2 separate regions of the Homo sapiens genome follow, and region 1 is linked to region 2. Evidence: chromatin loops called from intact Hi-C (ENCODE). Cell type or tissue: gastrocnemius medialis. All regions are shown on one strand.

Evidence for each region. Peaks named below come from ENCODE experiments on the same cell type or tissue, not always from the same donor. Only the 100,000 strongest peaks of a DNase experiment are listed, where the experiment ranks them.
Region 1: a loop joins it to region 2, with 15 times the contacts of the local background. A loop is called at or near these places in 6 of 110 quality-filtered maps.

What each region holds. Positions count from the first base shown.
Region 1 is chr15:91,211,243-91,219,242 of GRCh38, forward strand. The region is part of intron 1 of SV2B (synaptic vesicle glycoprotein 2B); the gene reads left to right. Among named protein-coding and RNA genes, the nearest start is that of SV2B, 110 kb to the left of the region's middle. In gastrocnemius medialis, no CTCF peak of the experiment used is centred here; a DNase peak (open chromatin) is centred at 4,999; H3K27ac peaks cover 2,282 bases.
Region 2 is chr15:91,115,402-91,123,401 of GRCh38, forward strand. The region is part of intron 1 of SV2B (synaptic vesicle glycoprotein 2B); the gene reads left to right. Among named protein-coding and RNA genes, the nearest start is that of SV2B, 19 kb to the left of the region's middle. RefSeq lists an enhancer at 971-1,280. In gastrocnemius medialis, no CTCF peak of the experiment used is centred here; DNase peaks (open chromatin) are centred at 2,146 and 3,990; H3K27ac peaks cover 3,629 bases.

The DNA.
Region 1 (8,000 bases), 96 kb after region 2:
CCAGAACTTCCTTCCTTGCTAGTCTCAGAATTTAAAAGCTAGAAGTGTCAGCAGGCAGAGTTTGTCAACCTCATGAGAAGGGGATCATGGGTGTGTGGCCTTCTCTTTGATGACTCATTTGATGATAGCCATGGCAGTCTTCAGGATCACACTCAATTCTGCCATTGGCTTAGTGGCTTAAACTCTTCTTCTTCTCCTTCTTCTTCCATCTTCTTCCTCCTCTTCCTCTTCCTCCGCTGCTGCTGCTGCTGCTTCTTCTTCTTCCTTTTTTTTTTTTTTTTGTTGGAGTCTCGCTCTGTCGCCCAGGCTGGAGTACAGTGGCGCAGTCTCGGCTCACTGCAACCTCTGCCTTCCGGGTTCAAGCAATTCTTCTGCCTCAGCCTCCTGAGTAGCTGGAATTACAGGTGCCCACCACCACACCCAGCTAATTTTTGTATTTTTAGTAGAGACAGGGTTTCACCATATTGGCTAGGCTGGTCTCAAACTCCTGACCTCATAATCCACCCGCCTCAGCCTCCCAAAGTGCTGGGATTACAGGCATGAGCCACCTCGCCTGGGCTTTTTTTTTTTTTTTTTTTTTTGAGTTGGAGGTCTCACTGTGTTGCCCAAGCTGGTCTCGAACTCCTGGCCTCTAGAGATCCTCCCGCATCAGCCTCCCAAAGTGCAGGGATTATAGGCGTGTGCCACTGCACCCAGATGTTCAGTATTTTTAAACTAGACTTTCAGCCAGAAGAATTATTTTTGAATCAACTCTACTGTGAGAAAAAAAAATGCATGTTGAAATGCCCACCAGGTTATAACATCTCTTCTTTGCTCTGGGAGATTGAAGTGCATCAGAAATATGACCTGTTTCTAGATGCTCTCTTAGATAAACCTATGTTGTGTGCCATGAGCCTCCAGGTAGATTTGTGCAACAGCAGAGGCTTCCATTTCAATAGCTCTGACTTTTCTTTCCAAAGAAATATTGCTTCTCAGGAAAAACAAAAGCAAGAATGAAAACTCTCCAGAAAACTTGCTCTCTTTCTTCCTTGGGCTTACCCCAAATCTATCTCTGTGGGCTTCACTTTTCAAGTTTTAGGTGTCAATTAGCCGGCCCTCTGTTGTTACTGAAGCTCCTTTCCAACCTGGCCCTACCTTCCTTCCTACCTATGTCTGCTGCCTTCCCACTAAAGTCCCTGTGTGCTCCTGCTAGAGTCACTGGCCCCCATGTGAGTCCCATCATTAGGTAACTTGACAGGACTCAAGTTTGCTAAGATTCACTGTTTAATTCTGTCAGTCTTAGCATTTACTTAGGGCACACGTGTTCCTGCGTCATCATACAGGGATATGTTCAGTTGTTGCTTACAGTAAGTGCTCTTTGTTGGGTGTATTTAATGGCAAGGTAAAGTGGAATTGTAGAGGGATGTTCTGGTAGAGAATAAAGGAAGCTGGCTGGCCACGGTGGCTCACTCCTGTAGTCCCAGCACTTTGGGAGGCCGAGGTAGGAGAATCGCTTGAGCCCAGGAGTTTGAGACCAGCCTGGGAAACACAGTGAGACCCTGTCTCTATAAAAAAATTTTTAAAAAATAAGAAAAAGAAAAAAATATTTTAAAAAAGAAAGTGACTTTAAAAAGAGAAGCTGAGCACGGTGGCTCATGTCTGTAATCCCAGCACTAAGGTAGCCCGAGGCAAGGGGATCACTTGAGGCCAGGAGTTTGAGACCAGCCTGGCCAACATGGTGAAACCCTGTCTCTACTAAAAAAAAAAAAAAAAATACGAAAATTAGCTGGGCATGGTGGCTCACACCTGTAATCCCAGCTGCTTGGGAGGCTGAGGCAAGAGAATCACTTGAACCTGGGAGGTGGAGGTTGCAGTGAACTGAGATCGTGCCACTGCACTCCAGCCTGGGTGGTGGAGTGAGACCCTGTCTCAGAAAAATAAATAAACAAAAATAAAAAATAGGAAAGAGAGAGAATAGAGGAAGTCAGGATGCCAAGGCTGGGCTCTAAGTTGGCTTCCCAATAGGACCAATAGACTCATGGGCACATTTAACTTTTCCTCAAGCTGGTGTTACTTTCCAGTGAGATACCTATCTGGCAGTGGGAGATGCAGTTAGGGTGTAGCAGAGGCAGTTTGGTATAGCAGGTGAGTTTGAATCCTGACTCTTGAACTTACTAGCTGTGTGACCTTGGCAAGTGACTTAACCTCTCTGAGCCTTAGTTATCTATGGAATACAAAGGTAAAGGTATGTATCTCCTTGTGTTGTAAAGTTGAAATGAGATGATAAATTTAAAGTGCTCAACTCAGAACGTGCTACTTTCTCTCCACCTCGAAGGCAGCACTTCCTGTCTGGGTGGTCTTTGCCAAATGTCCATAATTCATCTGTAAAAATTTTTACCATGTCCCTGGCAAAGATCATATACCACCTCCTGTACTCCTCTTACTTAATTTTAAAAATTCAGGTCATTTTTACTAACTGACTGCATTCATTTAGTAAAGATACTATACCACTCCTATAAATATAGGGTTACTATAAAAAAAGACAGTAAAAATAATACAGTGTTATGTTATTGATGGTAGCCAGATACTATTCCCTTTAAAGGCTCTGAACCTGAGTCTTGTTTTCATTTCATTCAAAAGGATAATTAACAAGTTAGCAAGGAAGTGGTAGAGCTGTGCTGGCCCCCAAAAGGAGGCTTTTTCCTTGACAATCAAAAGGGATTGAAAGAACCCTGAAAATGGAATCACCATTTCTCTATGTGATTCAGTGTTATTGAATGGTATGTTCAAACACCTTTTGAAGTCATGTCAGATACCATCAAAGGTAGCATCTTCCACTTTGGGAAACACTTAACTTGGAAATCAGTCATATGGGAACAAAATATCAGCTCATGACTACTGGGAAGTGGACCGGTTCCGGATCTCTAGAGGAGGGAGCTGGCATGGACTGGTGGAGTGGGGTAGTGGTGACCCCAACCTGGGGATGAGGATTCAGGGCAGGGTTCCAGCAGAGTGGAAGTGCTAAAAAACCAGAGGGTCTCACCCAAGAAGGCCTCAGATTTGCTGCTTGTGGAGTGAGGTTAAGGGTCTCGTTGTCCTTTAGAGTGTGGTATGCATCTCTGCAGGAATTAGGGAATACCTAGGAAGGCATATCTGTGTGTGTGTTTATATAACAATAGCTATTTTTATTGAGCTCTTTCTTGGTGATGGACACTGTGCCAAACATTTTGAAAATGTTAACTCATTTAATTCTCATAACAATGCAATGAATAGGAATCCTTATTATCCTCATTTCACACATGAAGAAACTGAAGCTTAAGGTTCAGAAACCTGCTCTGATTCACAGAACTTGCGAATGGCAGAGCTGGTATCTGTAAAGAAATGCAGTGGGCAAGAATTCGCTTTACAACAGCCACTGTATGGCAAGAAATATCATTAACAATTGTTTTCCCGATGAAATCAAAACGAAGTAGGATTGGCAAGCTGCCCATAATTGGTCTTTGTTAGGGCTTCCTTCCCCATTCCACTGGCTCACTTATTTAAGTGTTCCCCAAACAGTTGTGGGGGGTGTGCTTGACTCCTTAGTCCATGGCTATAGCCACAGTGGTTCTCCTCGTTCTTTCTGCTCCTCAATGCTGCCTTCAGGAGCAAGCCTTCTGCCATCTGCCAGGCAGTTCTGTTTTGGATAAACTACAAGAGACGCTGCTCAGTGATTCTTGATTCTGTTTACCAGTCGTACTGCAGGCTGGGACCATTGTTGCTGACCCCAGGGCTGCAGGGTAAACGGCCTTCGCAGGCATCCCATAGCTATCCCACATCCGGAGCGCTGCCTGCAGGAGGGACAGGTTCTGTCTCCTCTTGGAGAGCTCACATTCCTTCGTCCAGGAGTCTTTGTCCTTGTGGTTGGGCATCTCCACAAGTCCAAGCACCAGCCCCTCATCCCCTTCCCTACCAGCTTAGCTCCTGCAAAGAGCTAATTAACTCTCTGAAGGCTTGGGTGAGGTCTTCTTTGGCCTTGCACTTGAATCACAATGAAACTGTTTCCTGGGGTAAGAACTTAGGCCAGAGGTTCTTGACTTTGAGTGAGCACAAAAATTACCCTGGGAGCTTGGAGATAAAGTGGATTTCCCTCCTCCTTCTGTTTTAGCAGTTTTGGAATGGGAGCCAGGCGTCTGCATTTAGCTAACACCAGGTGATTCTCTCCTGCAGGTGGTTTAAGGATCACACTAGAAAACAAATACGGGCTAGGTTTTGGAACACAGAGGAACAGAGAGAGAGAGAAAATACACTTTTCAGGGGGGAATTGGCAAACATTAACATCTTAACTGATCATCCTGCCAGAAATATTTGCATAGTATAAATACATATTCATATAATATTATGGATACTATTAGTATAACCATAAATACATGATCTACCTAGCATTTTTACCTGGTATTATAGTGTCATCATTTTCTCTTTTTTTCTTAAAAAGTCATTCAAAAACATGTTTCTTATATTCCCATAAGATTTAGCTGTATAAATATCTTAATATTTATTTACCTAACCCTTGTTATGTGACGTATGGCTTGTTTTCAAGGGTTGATGTAATAAATAATGTTTTGATAAACATACTTCTCCATAAATTATTGTTCTGCATTTGTATTTAAAACTAAAAACCATTATGAAAATTCAGACTAAGTCTGATGTTACTTTGAAGTATTTGGTATTACTTTAAAGTATTTGTTTTTTTCTCCAGCAAAAAAATTCGCAGGGTTTGGTTCTTATTTCATAACCAATTGTTTCTCCCACCTTGAAAACTAGCTTTCTGTTTTAACAAAATAGAAAATAGATGGATGATTCAGCTTAGAAGAAAGAAGTATTTTTAATATAATACTCATGAACCAACACTGTTGTAAGTGGGGCGAGTGCAGCAATTGTTGGAAGCCTCAAAGAACACTGTCTCCCATGCCAGCCAAATAAGCCCTGGTATTTTCAGCCCACGGGTTGATGTAATCTACCCCAGAAACATCAAGCAGGGTATTTCAGGAAGCATCACAGGTGGTTAAAACATATTTTATGGTCAGAAAGTTGATAACAAGTAACTCAAGCAGTCAGTCGGTAGAACCACTGCACCCCCAGCAATCTTAGCTGGGAACTTGTGGATGTAAATAGAAGGACTACAGGCAAGTGAGAAAGTAAATGGCTCTGTGTGTGTCCAAAGAACTGAACTTTTAATTTAACTTGTACATTTTCTTTCTTTTCTTTTTTTTTTGTTTTTTTGTTTTTTGAGATGGAGTCTTGCTGTGTTGCCCAGGCTGGAGTGCAATGGTGTGATCTCGGCTCGTGGCAACCTCCACCTCCCAGGTTCAAGTGATTCTCCTGCCTCAGCCTCCTGAGTAGCTGAGACTACAGGCATGTGCCACCACGCCCAGCTAATTTTTATTTTTAGTAGAGACGGGGTTTCTCCATGTTGGTCAGGCTGGTCTCGAACTTCCAACCTCAGGTGATCTGCCCGCCTCGGCCTCCCAAAGTGCTAGCCACTGTACCTGGCAATTTAACTTGTATTTTTTTTTTTTTAACAAAAGTAAAGCATAGCATTAAACCAGTTCATCTATTTATTCAAGGCAGGGACATTCTGTCTCATGGGCCATTTTCAACATCAGCAAGGCACTGAATAACTACCTTTTTTTTTTTTTTTTTTTGAGACCGAGCCTTGCTCTGTTGCCCAGGCTGGAATACAGTGGCACGATCTCAGCTCACTGCAACCTCTGCCTCCCAGGTTCAAGTGATTCTCCTGCCTCAGCATCCTGAATAGCTGGGATTACAGGTGTGTGCCACCACGCTCGGCTAATTAGTGGGGATGGGGTTTCGCCATGTTGGCCAGGCTGGCCTTGAACTCCTGACCTCAGATGATCTGCCCGCCTCAGCATCCCAAAGTGCTGGGATTCCAGGTGTGAGCCACCGCGCCTGGCCCTGAATAACTATTAACTGTGTTCATTAAGCAAACATTTTTTGAGAATCTTCTATGTTCAAGACTGTTTGGTTTTGGTGATTCAAAGATAAGTAAAATTCAGTGCTTTATCTATCTTGGACCTGCCCACAATCTCCTGGCAGAGAGAAACACATAAACAAAGAGACACCAATAATTCCAGTATAATATGATAATAGAAATATGTGTGCAATGCTATGGGACCTCTTGGAGTAATTCTGAACGTTTGGGGGGAGGGGGAAGGGATAGCATTAGGAGATATACCTAATGTAAGTGACGAGTTAATGGGTGCAGCACACCAACATGGCACATGTATACATATGTAACAAACCTGCATGTTGTGCACATGTACCCTAGAACTTAAAGTATAATAATAATAAAAAAGAATAAACAGCCACCAAACTGCCAAAACAAATGGCTAATCAGCTTGTAAATGTTGCTCTTAACTTGAAAGAGACATTATCCTGTCATATTCTAATGTAATAATAATTCTGTTATTATATATTACTTAGATGCTTCAAAGCATTTTCACAGATACATGAGAAAATATTGAGTCAGATGGCTAGACACGGTCTTAGAAATCGTCCAGAACAATCCCTCGCTTGAGAGGCGAGGAGCTGAGAACCCCAGAAGGTGAGTGACTTCATTCATGCTCCCTCAATGCCTTTATGGCAGGGATGGGACTATGATTCAGGTCCTGTCTCCAGTAGTCCAGTGGACTTTCTCTAACACAAAAGACTATTTTGTACGGAGTCCCATGCCCTCACTCAGTACTCACTATTGCTATGACCATCTCAATTAGGATGGGAACTAAAGTAAAAGGTATTCTTTCTTATCGTTGCTAGGATAGTGGCTGAGACCCCTATAATGAAAGACAGATTAACAAGAGAAAAGCACACAAATTTATTTAATATAAGTTTTATGTGACATGGGAGCCTTCAGAAATGAAGACTCTCCAAAAAAACAGGAGAACTGTTTATTGTTCTGGACAGTTGTGCAGCAATATGATTGGAGGACAAAAGGGCATGGTCTCATGAGAATGAGCTGGGGGAATTTACCAAGGCCTGTCTGCTCAGTTTCATCTCTGTGTCCCTGTGTCTTCAGAGATAAGGATATTCTTTTCCTGTGGGTATAGGGTGGGCACTTCTGGAATGAAGATTTTATGACCTACTTTAGAGGAAAGTCAGAACACATTTTTACAATCTGCTTCAGGGGAGAAGGGGAAGGGGAAGGACAGAAAGCCCCTCCTGCTTCTGCTGTTTTCTCAAATGCCAAGGTGCCAAATTTTGGGGGAGTGTGTCTGGAACCTCACCCCTTTCCACAAAGCTGACACATATGAATATCTCATTAGTACCCGTCTGAGTGTGTTGACTCTTCTCTTTCTTTATATAAAATAGAATTACAATAAGGTTCTCAAATAACATTTTCTCGGGCTTTGTCCCTATAATGCCTCAGTGTCCACCAAATTCCTGCCAAATAGTTCCAGGAGTACCCAAGGGTATCCAGTCCTTCTAAGCATGGGATGTCTGCCATTTTCTTCTTCTGCCCTGACTCACTGGGGTGAATCTCTTGCCAAAACTGACTGCAAGTGAAGTCACAGATGCTACCGACTCCTGCTAAAGGGACCACCAGATGTGCTCAGCTCTCTATGGGTGGGCCCTGAGGATACTGGTATCTGGTATCTTGGCTAAGGGGACCATCTTTTGTTATTGTTCACAGCAGAGTTGCTATATTTTGGGCTTGCTTTCTTTCTTCTTTTTTTTTAATACATGGTCTTTCTCTGTCACCCAGGCTGGAGTGCAGTGGCATGCTCACAGCTCACTGCAACCTCCGCCTCCCGGGTTCAAGCCACTCAAGCCATCCTCCCTGCCTCAGCCTCCCTAGTAGCTGGCACTACAGGTGTGCACCATCACACCCAGCTAATTTTTGTACGATTTTCAGAGATGGGCTTTCTCCATGTTGCCCAGGCTTGTCTCAAACTCCTGGTCTCAGGTGATCCACCCAACTTGGCCTCCCAAAGTGCTGAGAGTACAGACATGAGCCACTGCAC
Region 2 (8,000 bases):
TGCTCTGTTACTCAGGTTGGAGTACAGTAGTGTGATCTTGGCTCACTGCAACCTCTGCCTCTCAGGCTCAAGTAATCCTCCCACCTCAGTCTCCTGAGTAGCTGGGACCACAGGCACCCACCATCATGCCTGGCTATTTTTTTTTTTGTATTTTTAGTAGAGACAGGGTCTCGCCATGTTGCCCAGGCTGGTCTTGAACTCCTGAACTCAAGCGATCCACCCGCCTCGACCTCTCAAAGTGCTGGGATTACAGGTGTGAGCCACTGCGCCTGGCCTTCCTTATTTTTTTCTAAGGGGTTTCTAAGGGGTTCACATTTTTATAACCATCTCCTTGCTTGCCCTAGTCTTGCATTTTAAGAATTAAACTATGCAAAATTCAAAGATATAATTCTCCCTAAAATGCCTTTTACATTTATTTATTTATTCAGCAAATGTTTATTGACTTCTCATTGTGTTAGGCATCAGAGTTAATGATAGGTAAGGAAAACGTGATCTCTGCCCTCAGGGTGTATAGTGTAGAAGTTTGTAAAGAAGCTTTGTTTCACATACACCTTAACAGAGTACATGCACACACATACACACACACATAAATATACATATATAATACATTATTATATGCTTCAGAATTTCTAGCTTGCTTATAATTTGAAGACCTTTAAGCCCAACTGCTGCTCATCAGAAGTCCTAACTTGGTTAAAGAAAGGGGTACATTGTTGAATCACAATTATGAAGAACATTTTGCTAAAGAACATGACCTTGCATTCTCCCTGTGCATAGGACATCTTGGAAGTTGAAGAGTAAAAAATCCATCTCGGTGTCAAACTGCCTGCTACTCTGTTTTCCTAAAACCAGGAGGGAGTGGGTGGCCTTCATTTGTGCTGCTTCTGTTTGCAGGCTGTGAATGAGGACTGGCACCCCTGGCTGCTTTGCTGTTGTGTGTTGGTGTTTGAACACCGGTCAGCATATTGCTTTGCTATTGTCACGTTATTTGTATAATCCCAGCAGCTGGCAATTGTGTAATAATTTTTGAGAGCCCCAGATATTTGCTTAGAGAGAATAAAAATAGGCAGAGAATGAGGTGTGCTCTGCATCCCGTGCAGAACGTTGTATGACTGCACTTCACAATGACAGGATTGTTTCTTGGTTAGAATTTCCCGTGGGACTTTCCCTACTCAAAGTTCAGAGAAGGGTCATGCATTCTGGAAGGGAAGCCTGTCTTATCCTCTTTGCATGCACTGACAGAGCTAGAAAAATTGCCTCAGCCCTTGCAGTCTGGTCAGGCTTGTACTGATAGGGAACTCATAAACGGCTGTATTAGTCTGTTCTCATACTGCTATGAAGAAATACCCAAGACTGGGTAACTTATAAAGAAAAAGAGGTTTAATGGATTCACAGTTCCATGTGGCTGGGGGAGCCTCACAATCATGGAGGAAGGCAAAGGAAGGGCAAAGGCATGTCTTACATGGCGGCAGGCAAGAGACCATGTGCAGGGGAACTGCTCTTTATAAAACCATCATCTTGTGAGACTTATTCACTATGATGAGAAGAGCATGGGAAAAACCTGCCCCCATGATTCAGTTACCTCCCAACAAGTCCTTCCCATGACATGTGGGGATTATGAAAGCTACAATTCAAGATGAGATTTGGGTGGGGACACAGGCAAACGATATCAATAGTCACAATGGTTTTGAGCCTGAGGTCTGTACCAGTATGCAGACTTAGAAGAGCACAGAGCCACATCTTTGTCTCCTGCTTTTTGTTCCATGGTGGCAAGAGTATCGGTCTGGAGCTAGATTGCTGGGATTGAAGCTTGTCTCTTTCACTTACTAATTGTGCTAAAATTCTCTGCACCTCAGTTTCCTAACCTGTAAAACAAGGATAATATTAACGAGAATTCTATCTTACACACTTGTTAAAAGGAATGAATTAAAGGAGACAATACAGTGCTCAGCACAATGTTGGACATATAGCGAGGGTATTAATTAGCTGCTACTGTATAGCAATAATGCTGCCTAACAAATAGCCCTAATTATTGCAGTGGCTCATACAACAAACTATATTTATCTTACTTATGAGGTGGCCAGTCAACTGGGATTGGCTCTCCTTCATGCTGTAAGTCAAGTTCAGGTCTGCTCCAGGCATCTCTCATCTCTCCACCAGATGCTACCAGCAGCTACCAGGGACATATTCTTCTCCTTCTTCTCATGCCAAATGGCAGGAGGACATGAGGAATGTTAAACTGTCCTAGTATATTTAAAGCCTCTGCACTCATCATGTTTGCTAGCATTTCATTGGCCAAGGCAAATGACATGGCCAAACCCAAACCCATGTCAGTAAAGTGCGAAAGTATACTCTTCTCACAGTAGAAGACATGGCAAAGTGACATGGCAAGAATGTGGATTATAATCATATTACATGGGGGAAAAGAATTGGGAGTAAAAATTTGATCTACCAAAGCAAGTTCCCTATGTAACAAGATGTTGAGTGGGACTTTTTTATTGCCCCGAATGGGCATTCAGATTGCAAAGCTAAAAATAAAGTCTTAGACACTCTATTTGTTAAATAACTGGAATTCCTCATGACTTTCAAGAGGTATCAAAACTGGCTTTGGGACCCACAACTCTAAGCCCCTGGGTCTATGTAAGTAGAGGGATTAAAAAAAGTGGGTAGAATTTTTGAAATCTTGGCCTGTAACAAATACTAGCTTGAGGTGAAACACTTTTTGTTCCCCATAAAACCAAGAAAAGGGCCTCCAAGAGACTCCCTTATGGGGAGTGGAGATGCTTGCAAAAAGGGAGACAGGGTACCTTGCACCCTAGCTGGGTGTTTGCTGATCCATGGTTCTGGTGGAATGGAGTCTACTATTCAGGAGAGTGCTTTAGAGGGTTTGATGTGTGCCCTGGAGTTTGGGGCATAGAAGACATAGAGCCTGGTGCCTCTTCTAGTCTGGAAATTTTGGCAGGCAGCTGATTTAATGGAGTAGCCCATGCCAGCAAGAAAGATGGGTGGTAGTACAGTGCTAAGGGAAGAAAAGAACATTTTTTCCTTTGCATTCATTGAGGGCTTGGGAAGGTACAGAAAGCTCCACAGGAAGAAGCCTGATGTGTAGGGGAGGAGCAGGAGCCCCAGGGCTGTCCAGGCTCAATCACAAAAGGAGGAAATCTGCCTGGAGAAGAGGCTGGGTGTGTGGACAGCTGGAGGGTCTGAAGCGGGACCCAGCTGCCCCTTTCTGAGAGGCTCCCTACTGCCCAAGAGGGCCGAGGTGAGGCTGAACACTGTCTCAAGAAAACTTTATACACAGAAGCCACCACATCAGACAGCCCAGTCCAAACCAGAGCCATGCCAGGGAGGGACATCTCTCTGTCATCATCATCATAATAGCTCTTGCTGTGATTACGCTTCACTCATTCTTGTTTGAATGAACAAAATTAATCTGCCTCCTTCCTCCATTTCTGGTTCCTCTTCATAGCTTCTTGCCTCCTCTCATCGGCTCTGTGTGGAGACTTGCAATACTTTATATACTGGTGAATGAGCTGTCTCGGCTTGGAGGCAGGGCCTGTGGGGGTGGGCGTGCTGGCTGATCCGCTTGGGGCTCCCGGCTTTTACTCCTAATCCTCAGCTTCTGTCTGGCCTGTAGCAGATGGAATCCTCTGCAGGATGCTTGGCCAGTTGCTTCACTTTTTAAAACAAGGCAGGGTCCAAAATACATAAATAAAATGCTGGCAGGGAGCATATCTTTGCAAGGAGCAAAGGGTTGGCATTTCTAAGGGAATAAGCTTTCCCCAACGGTAGGAGCTATCTTTTTAAGGATAAATCCTTTTCTAATTTGACAATCTTTTAGCTCTCAGGGAGATATTAAATAGCTCCAATGGATGAAGAAAGAAGTTAAGATTTCCTAAGGTACTTTGTCATTTGAGACGCGAGTACAGAGCTACGGCCAGCAATTCATTTGTTCTCATGCTTAGATCTGGGCCATTTGGTGACCTGCCTGAATTTAGCAAGTGACAAACCCCACTCCTGGCTCTGATTGTGTAAACTGATACAATACCCAGAGTGCGACTCGTTTCAAGCTTTGCGTTTGCCATGGATTTGGAAATTACCCAAATCTATTGCTGAAATTAGTGAATATTCAAGTTTCCAGCCAGGTGGCTGGTTTCCTTATGCCTATTAACTTTTTCTTTCTGATTAGAAAGGTGGTATTTGCCATTGAATACAATTTGGAAAATAGGAAAACTTATAAATGATAAAGCTCTTCATTCATGCTGCCAAGTTGCATTGTAGAAAGCTTGTTCTAGTTAACCTGACAGCTAGCACTATGCATGTGCCCCTCAATGCATCTTTGTTTGCAATGAGTATTATCCTTAGAAGGAAAATAAAACATTGTCAATTTGTTAGGTGAGAAAATATTTTATTTTTCATTTATTTGATTGCTTATGAGATTGAGCACTTTTATTTATTGACTGATTGTATGTCCCCTTCTAAACATTGTTTTTCCATGCTGTATGTCCATTTTAAATTAAGCATTAGTGTTTTCCATATTTGTAAAAGCTCCGCATATATTGAAGATATTATTCTCCTTGTTACTCTCATAAGAAATACTTATAAGAAATATTCTCATAAGTGTTGCAAATATTTTCCAAATCGATTTGCCTTTGATTTTGTATTTGTATGGTTTCCAGCCTGGGCGCCAGAGCAAGGCTTTTTGTATTAGTCTGTTTTCACACTGCTGTAAAAGACTACCTGAGACTGGGAAATTTATGAAGAAAAGAGGTTTAATTGACTCACAGTTCCACAAGCTTAACAGGAAGCATGACTGGGAGGCCTCAGGAAACTTAAAATCATGGCGGAAGGTGAAGGGGAAGCAAGCACCTTCTTCCCATGGTGGCAGGAGAGAGAGAGTGAGGGAGGAAGTGCCACACACTTTTAAACCATCAGATCTTGTGAGAACACACTCACTATCGTGAAAACAGCATGGGGAAATCTGCCTCCGTAATCTCATCACCTCCCACCAGGTCTCTCCCCCAATATTTGGGAATTATAATTCAACATGAGATTTGGGTGGGGACATGGAGCCAAACCATATTACTTTGTCTCTTAAAAATGCTTTGTATTTTAAAATAAGAATAGAGGGCAGGCACGGTGGCTCACATGCCTGTAATCTCAGCAGTTTGGGAGGCTGAGGCAGGCAGATCCCTTGAGCCCGAAAGTTGGAAACCAGCCTGGGCAACAGGGTGAAACCCCATCTCTACAAAAAATACAAAAATTAGCCAGGTGTGGTGGCATGCGCCTGTAGTCATAGCTACTTGGGAGGCTGAGGTGGGAGGATCACTTGAGGCTGGGAGACTGAGGTTGCAGTGAGCTGTGATCGTGCCACTGCTCCAGCCTGTGTGACAGAGTGAGAACCTGTCTCAAAAAAAAAAAAAAAGAAAGAAAAAGTAAAAGAAACATTTCACTTATAGAGAACTTAATACAATCTAGGCTTTGAGTTCTTTAAATTCAATATCTCATTTAATCCTTCCAGTTTTCTCAACATGATTCAGGTAGTAGATGGCAGAGCTGCAGCACCCACTCAAGACTTTCTGATTCTGAAGCCTGAACTGTTAACCTCTGCAGTCTATACAGTCATCCCCTCGCTTAAGATTTTTGCAAATTGTTTCCCATGGTTTAAGGTGGCAGAGAACTAGTCTTTTAACACGCTAATTTTTGGTCTTATGTTAGTAACTCGTTTCATTTTTTTTTCTCTTTGAAATAAAAAAGTGTTAAGGTAAGGCTAACTTTGCTTGAAGTTTAGTGAGCACCGCTGATTTCGAGTCAAAGTTTTCTTCACCTCAGGCGAGTTTTTATCTAGTGCTGTGGTTCTCAATCCTGGCTGTACTTTAGAATCAAGTGAGAAATTTATTAATTTTCCCCCCTAACCCTCCTGAGAATACTTAAGCCAGAATCTCTAGGGATGGGAGTATAAATTGAATTTTTTAAAAATAAGCTGCCCAATGATCCTAATGTGCAGCCAAGACCCAGTGACAGAGCAAACCTTCAATTATTATTACTGTTTCTATTGCTTTATTTTCCCATAATTCTTGGGTAGAATCTTGCTTCTTTTTCTTTCATGTCTATTATGTCATTATTTTTTACCTTTTTATATTTTTTTCTTTTCTGTCTGAAGGTAGACTTGACATGTGGGCAAACCGAGCAGGGCACCCATTAGCTGGAAGGGAAGAAAGCAGAGTTGGCTTAGAGATGAATGCAAATAAGATCTGAACACCAGCTCTCTTGAACCACATGGGTGCTTATCTTGCCCAGGGAATTAATTCCTTTACACCACTCCTTTCCCCTTCGCGCTCACCTCAAGAAACCATCTATTTATATATTAATAGTGTTTTTTTTTTTTTTTGAGATGGAGTCTCGCTCTGTCACCCAGGCTGGAGTGCAGTGGCGCGATCTCGGCTCACTGCAAGCTCTGCCTTCTGGGTTCACGCCATTCTCCTGCCTCAGCCTCCCGAGTAGCTGGGACTACAGGTGCCTGCCACCACCCCCAGCTAATTTTTTGTATTTTTAGTAGAGACGGGGTTTCACCATGTTAGCCAGGATGGTCTCGATCTCCTGACTTCATGATTCGCCTGCCTTGGCCTCCCAAAGTGCTGGGATTACAGGCGTGAGCCACTGCGCCCGGCCCAATGGTGTTTTAAAAGTAATGCTTGCCTGTTGACTCCAGGAGTCTGACGCCAAAGACTGAACTCCCAATATGTGCTAAACCATCTCCTCTTTGGACTCCCACTATCTCAGCTACTAGAAATGTATTATCTCATCGATATATGTTCCATTAAAGCCAGGGGTGTCGTAGATGCAGGTACAATGAGTACAGAGTCAGATTCAGAGAAGGAGTTGATCAACGATATCCTCTCCCTCCTCCATCAAGAATTAAGTCATGCTGTACACAAATGGAGTCTCCAGACATCCTCCCTGGGGAAACAGTCTAGAAAGCAGGAATGGCTGGGGTTGATTTCCCTGTCTGAATAATTTTTAATGGCTCAGCTTTCTCCTGCTGGGTTGACTCTCTGATCCCTATGCCTTGTAAGCCATTTGGACACCTCACCCTGCTTCTCCTTCTCTGCCAACATGCATGCTGCAGAGCAGACTCCCCCATCCTGGTTTCCTCTCCATCCTTTTTGCTGCTTCTAGTGACTGCTTTGTCTGAGTGATTTAACAAAACTGGACGTTCCATTAAGATACTTTGCACCTGGGGCTCATCTTCCCCAATCATTTGTCTGTTCTTAGTCCTGTACTTTCCAAGACATCTATTGAAATAAGAGCTTCATCCTGGAGGATATTACATTAAATGAAATACGCCGGGCACAGAGAGACAAACACTGCCTGATCTCACTGATAAACGGAATCTAAAAAAGTTGAGCTCATCGAAGTAGAGAGTGGAATGGTAGTTACCAGGGGCTGGAGTGAGTGTGTTGGGGAGATCCTTGTTGGTCAAAGGATACTAAATTTCAGTTTGACAGGATTAATAAATTCAAGAGGTCTATTCTACAACCTGGTAGCTATAGTTAATAACAATGTATTGTATTCTTGAAAATTGCTGGTCAGGTGTGCTGACTCACTCCTGTAATCCCAACACTTTGGGAGGCTGAGGTGGGAGGATCACTTGAGCTCAGGAGTTTGAGACCAGCCTGGCCAACATGGCAAAACCCTGTTTCTACAAAACAAAGTACAAAAATTAGCTAAGCATGGTGGTGTGCGCTTGTAGTCTCAGCTACCTGGGAGGCTGAGGTGGGAGGACCACTTGAGCCTGGGAGTTCATTAAAGCTGCAGTGAGCCATGTTCATACCACTGCATTGCAGCCTGGTAACAGAGCAAGACCTTGTCTCAAAAACAAAAAATTGCAAAGGGAGTAGATTTTGTGTTCTTATCATACACACATACACACACAAAAAGATAAGTCTGTGAGGTTTAGCTTGGTTTAGCCATTCCACGATGTATTCATATTTGAAAAC